Linked DNA regions of Homo sapiens: region 1 is linked to region 2. The links are chromatin loops, found by intact Hi-C in ENCODE. Cell type or tissue: dorsolateral prefrontal cortex. All regions are shown on one strand. Each heading gives the region's core, and the rest is flanking DNA. Links, peaks and the distances in the headings are about the cores only. Region 1 has its middle 100 kb from the start of SLCO3A1. Region 2 has its middle 4.0 kb from the start of SLCO3A1.

Region 1 (2,918 bases), core at 226-2,725, 98 kb before region 2:
GGTGGTGGTGGTGGTCGTGGTGGTGGTGGTGGTGGTGGTGGTGGTGGTGGTGGTGGTCATAGTAGTGGTGGTGGTGGTGGTGGTAGTGATGGTGGTGGTCATAGTAGTGGTGGTGGTGGTGGTGGTAGTGATGGTGGTGGTCATAGTGGTGGTGGTGGTGGTGGTGGTAGTGATGGTGGTGGTCATAGTAGTGGTGGTGGTGGTGGTGGTAGGGATGGTGGTGGACATAGTAGTGGTGGAGGTGGAGGTGGTAGGGATGGTGGTGGACATAGTAGTGGTGGAGGTGGAGGTGGTAGTGATGGTGGTGGTCATAGTAGTGGTGGAGGTGGTGGTGGTAGGGATGGTGGTGGACATAGTAGTGGTGGAGGTGGTGGTGGTAGGGATGGTGGTGGACATAGTAGTGGTGGAGGTGGTGGTGGTAGGGATGGTGGTGGTGGGAGCAGTGATGGTGGTGGTAGTAGTTCTGGTAGTGCTGGCGATGGAAATGCAGGCTGTGGTGATGCTGTTGGCAACTGTGATGGTGATGGCGGTGCTGGTGGCTGCTGTGGCAGTGGTGGCAGTAATATGGTGTAGTGGTTGTGGCTACACTGTGTTTAATTATTAAAGCCAGTTGGTTATCGCAGAGGGAGTACAATCCTGACTCACTTGGTCATCGGAGTAAGATCAAGTCTTTTCGATGGCATTGGTAAGAGGAGCTGGAAACCATCTCCTCCTGTAGGACTCACAGGGTTCTAGCTCCACCACTTAGACTATATGCCCTCAGCTCTGGATGCTTCCTGTAGCTGTAGAAAGTCCAGGAAGGCAACTAAAATAAATGATGATGAGACCTGTTCACGGAACGAGCTTAATTCAAAAGAGGGGTAGAAGAATTGATTTAATTATTTTCCCCTTTGTCCCTTCGAACCCAACTTTTTTTTCTCATTGTGGGATAAAATATTTTATCAGACATGCCCTTACTAATTCTTAATCATTTTTGGTTAATAAACAAATAATATCTTTGTTTTGGCATCAAAACGTAGAGTCCAATCTAATAATTACATAATTCCAGTGAGACAAAGTGCAATTATCAAAACACTGCGAATTCCTCACCCACCTCAAGCTGGCTTCAGGCTGGGTGCCTGGTTTCTGCTGTTCCTGGAATGCTGTTTCTAAATGTTCCTGGCAGGGCCAAGATGGGATGGAACAGGGGAAGAGGAAATAAGTCTTACATGCTGGTACTGTTGGCATCTGGCTTTGGTCTGTCTTGGATGGAAGGTGGAAGGCACACATTTACTGAGTTTTGCTGTCACAGGCACTTTTGAAGAGTCCTTGCCAACTTACTACACACACACACACACACAACTCATGCACACACACCATACTCATCCATACACACACTCACTCACACACTCATGCATATGCACACTCACATGTACACTCATGCACACACACACACAACAAAGCCTCTCTCCTGAGAACAAAGCCCCTCTCCTCAGCCTCTCGGTTTCTAGTGGCCCACCCCTCTCCTGGGATCACATTGTCTCTCCAGGACATCTTCTTTGGTCCCTTTCACCAAGTCCACATCTGGCCCCCGGAGAACAATCACCCTTGTTCTTGATAATCTGATAAGGGTGGCATCAGTCACAGCTGCTTCCTTTTGAATTCTGTTGGCTATAGTAAGACACATTTCTATGTTCCCCAAATGCCAGTGGGCACATGCCAGACTCCCCAGGTGGCCCCTCAAAGCCCTCTCAGTTGACTTGCAGTGAGCCATAAGTTCCCACCCACACTCACACAGGGGACAGGGGTTGGAGTACAGCACCCTGAAAATGCATCCAAAGAAACCCTCTTTCTATCAGCCTCTCCTGCCTTCCTTAAGCCTGGAAGCAGATGAAGGGCTAATGCTTGCAGAACTGGTTTTCCAATCTCTCAGCATGCCCTGCTAAGGACGCGGTGGAACTTGCCACCTACTGTCCTCTTCTAAGGCTTTGAGGCCTTGCTGAAAGCCGCAGACAGAGTGACATTTTCACATTCTCTTACAATAGGGTTGCAGTGCTGGCAAATAAGAACAGAACAAAAAATGATGAGCACGCTTGATCTAGGAAAACAAACACAAAGAGAAAACAGTAATAATGAGAAAATACCCCGCGTTTGTTGAGCAAAGCTTTTACATGTATTGTTATATAATTTTCAAGGACTGGGAAATGGATATGGAGATCACAGTAATAACCTAGCATTTAGATAACGTGGCAGAGTTTACAAAGAGCTGTCTCCCATATCGACTCATTTGACTCTCATAAGAAGCTGGCTGGGTTCGTGCTATTCATCTCATTTTACAGAGGAAGAATTAGGGTCAGGAGTGGCAAAGGGGGCTAATCTCACAAGCCAACCCATATTAATTGAGCCCTCCTGCCAATCACAGTGCTATTCAAAGTATAGTCCAAGAGTAGAAAATGAAAATAAATATTTTAAAGCTCTTTTTTTTTTTTTTGAAGTGTAGTCTCGCTCTTTCACCCAGGCTGGAGTGCAGTGGCGCAATCTCGGTTCACTGCAACCTCCGCCTCCTGGGTTCAAGTGATTCTCCTGCCTCAGCCTCCTGAGTAGCTGGGACAACAGGCTGGTCTCGAACTCCTGACCTCAAATGATCTGCCCGCCTCAGTCTCCCAAAGTGCTGGGGTTACAGGTGTGAGCCACTGCACCCAGGTGAAACTCTTTTTTTTTTTTTTTTTTGAGACGGAGTGCAGGGGCGCAATCTCGGCTCGCTGCAATCTCCGCTCCCAGGTTCAAGCAATTCCCCTGCCTCAGCCTCCCAAGTAGCTGGGACTACAGGCACGGACCACCATGCCTGGCTAATTTTTTTAAAAAATCTTTTGTAGACATGGGGGTCTTGCTTTCTTTCCCAGACTGTTCTCAAACTCCTAGCATCAAGCAATCCTCCT
Region 2 (2,918 bases), core at 125-2,624:
TGGTGGTCACTGAGAACAAATGATCCTTTATTTTTATTATTATTGTTATTATTATTTTGAGACGGACTCTCGCTCTGTTGCCCAGGCTGGAGTGCAATGGCACGATCTCGGCTCACCGCAACCTCTGCCTCCCAGGCTCAAGCGATTCTCCTGCCTCAGCCTCCTGAGTAGCTGGGATTACAGGTGCTCACCACCATGCCCGGCTAATTTTTGTATTTTTTAGTAGAGACTGGTTTTTCCCATGTTGGCCAGGCTGGTCTTGACCTCCTGACCTCAGGTGATCCAACTGCCTTGACCTCCCAAAGTGCTGGGATTACAGGCATGAGCCACTGCACCTGGCCGATCCTTTATTTTTATAGTAAAACACTTTCTATACCCTTAAGAAGCTAACAGTCTATGTGGATAAACAAATTCTATTTATATGCATATCAACAGAAGCAGCAAATGATGATCTCCCCAAATGTACTAATATTGGGAAATGTTTATTATCTCTATTCTTTCTCCTTTACCTCAAAACTCATTTTCCATAAATATAACAGATTCCTAAAACCCTGGTTTTCTCATATCAATTCTTTCTATTTCCATTAATGGTCTTCTTTCTTTCTTCTGTTTCTCCAGTTGAATTCACCATTTTTTAGAAGTATATCTACATTGATGTTTATCATTTTCACTTCTTTGCTGAGCTTTAGGGCACATTCAAATTAAGAGATATAATTCACAATATGAAACTATGAATATAGTAAGTAGCAAACGGAGGCTATTTGGTAGAAAGGCATATGGACCAGGCTAATTGGAAAATGGGGGTGGGGAGAGAAAAACTCTGAGAAAAAGAAAATAAGCTTCAACTCAGCCCAAATATTAGTTTCAAGCCAAATAAGTTGGCCTAGCCCCAATTCTATCCTTGGTTGGACACAACATAGGATTGGTGCATTTTCAGAAAAAAAAAAAAAAAATTCACAGGGTGAGAATCTAAGCATCCATTTTCCATCCCAGTGACAATCAGAAATCATTCTTTGCATTTATTCTTCAACTTTGTATTTGCCTGTGAACAAAACTGAAGCTGGCAAAAGATGCTTCACGTGAATTACTTGAACAACAATTTCTCATTGTGTTGAATTACACTGAGGCTGCTTGCTGGGAAATCTTTCACAGTCCAGTAACAGAGGAAGATATTGTCGTTTTTTCCCACGACCATATAGTTAACCCACTTCTCTCCTACCAAAATGAATAGACAGTCCTCTCTAAAATGAGGGAGGAAAGCTCTTCAAATCCTGATCACTAAGCATTTACCTATAGCTTATCAATATCTTACGAACCAAAAGCCAGTTTATCTTCTCATGTCACCCCACTTTCTTTTTTGCTTCCCCACATCAGATTTTAAGATTACTTGGCTTCTCAATGTTTAGAATACCTCTAGTAGCCAACAAAGTAAGGAATCACGGAACCACAGCCTTAGCTAGCAATATTTTCATCTTGAAAAGTCATCTAGTCCAGAAAGTAGTTGAGAGGCTAAAATAATCATAAAGGTTCTAGAGTCATTCATAATACCAACCTCTTCCTAAATTCACCATCCACCACTAGAGGGAGAGATGAATGAAAAAGGCCCTAGCATGGAAGTGGAGGTTACAGCATTTCTCCAAGGCAACATTTAAGGAAGCCCAGTTGAGGCCTTTAATGGGGTTTAAGTTGTCGGCTTTCCTGCTCACATGAGTGTTAACCGTCTATTTCAGAGGCTTGTTGGAGGGGGCACTGCAGTTCATGGAAGGGTTAAACCCCCTCTACCTCCCTTTCTTTCTCCTCCCTGCTCCCGTGTCAGGAGTTGGTTCCTTCCTGTGGGTTCGTGGTCTCGCTGACTTCAAGAATGAAGCTGCGGACCTTTGCGGTGAGTGTTACAGCTCTTAAAGGTGGCACGGACCCAAAGAGTGAGTAGCAGCAAGATTTATTGTGAAGAGCAAAAGAACAAAGCTTCCACAGCGTGGGGGGGGGGGGGGGTGGGGCAGCTTTTGTTCCCTTATTTGTCCCCACTCATGTCCTGCTGATTGGTCCATTTTTCAGAGTGCTGATTGGTCCATTTTACAAACCTCTAGCTAGCTACAGAGCACCGATTGGTGCGTTTTTACAGAGCACTGATTGGTGCATTTTACAAACCTCTAGCTAGCTACAGAGTGCTGATTGGTGCATTTTACAATGCTCTTGTGAGACAGAAAAGTTCTCCAAGTCCCCATCCGACCCAGGAAGTCCAGCTGGCTTCACCTCTCACTCCCACCAATTTGGGGTGGCAAATGTAGACTCAATTCCTGCCACTTGCTGGCGGTGAGCTCCCAAAATCCACCTACTGTTGTTTCTTTTGAGAAAAAAAAGGGGCTAATAAGACCAGCTCTCCCTGTTGTAAGCTTCAGCTGAGATACAGGACATAGAAGTACTTCATAAGCATTAACGTGCTGTACAGATACAAGGATGTTTACTATTTTTCTGCTGCTTCCTCTATCTGCATACGGGGCTAGGGGAATGCCAAGCAGAAGCACTTGGTGCTCATAAACCCACCTTATCATCCCTGGAGCCCTGATCTACAAGTAAATAAAGGATGAGCAAAGAAGGAAGGGAGTTGAACTTGTTAAATTCCTTCTTTCTGACTGTTGTGAGGCCGCAGCCTGATTTCCCTGAGGCTGACTTTGATGATTCTTTAGGCTTCAGGCACCAGGATTACTTTCATGGCTGCTTACCATTAATTATAGGAAGAATCCACAACCCTAATCCGAAATCCTTTATCTGACAGCAAAAGTGTGTGATTTCTCTAAAGACAGCTAATTTTTTAATCTAAAATAAATGGTTAAGCTGAAAGAAGGCTGTGCCCTTCTCAGTCTGTACATGAGGCATTGTGGCATAGAACAAAAAGGGCTGGCCGGGCGTGGTGGCTC

Evidence for each region. Hi-C counts contacts between places; a loop is a spot of excess contacts. Peaks named below come from ENCODE experiments on the same cell type or tissue, not always from the same donor. Only the 100,000 strongest peaks of a DNase experiment are listed, where the experiment ranks them.
Region 1: a loop joins it to region 2, with 11 times the contacts of the local background. A loop is called at or near these places in 3 of 110 quality-filtered maps.

What each region holds. Positions count from the first base shown.
Region 1 is chr15:91,750,637-91,753,554 of GRCh38, forward strand. No RefSeq gene overlaps it. Among named protein-coding and RNA genes, the nearest start is that of SLCO3A1, 100 kb to the right of the region's middle. In dorsolateral prefrontal cortex, for the core only: no CTCF peak of the experiment used is centred there; DNase peaks (open chromatin) are centred at 1,562 and 1,941; H3K27ac peaks cover 2,376 bases.
Region 2 is chr15:91,848,280-91,851,197 of GRCh38, forward strand. No RefSeq gene overlaps it. Among named protein-coding and RNA genes, the nearest start is that of SLCO3A1, 4.0 kb to the right of the region's middle. In dorsolateral prefrontal cortex, for the core only: a CTCF peak has its summit at 1,575 (motif pointing right); no DNase peak of the experiment used is centred there; H3K4me3 peaks cover 1,050 bases; H3K27ac peaks cover 2,500 bases.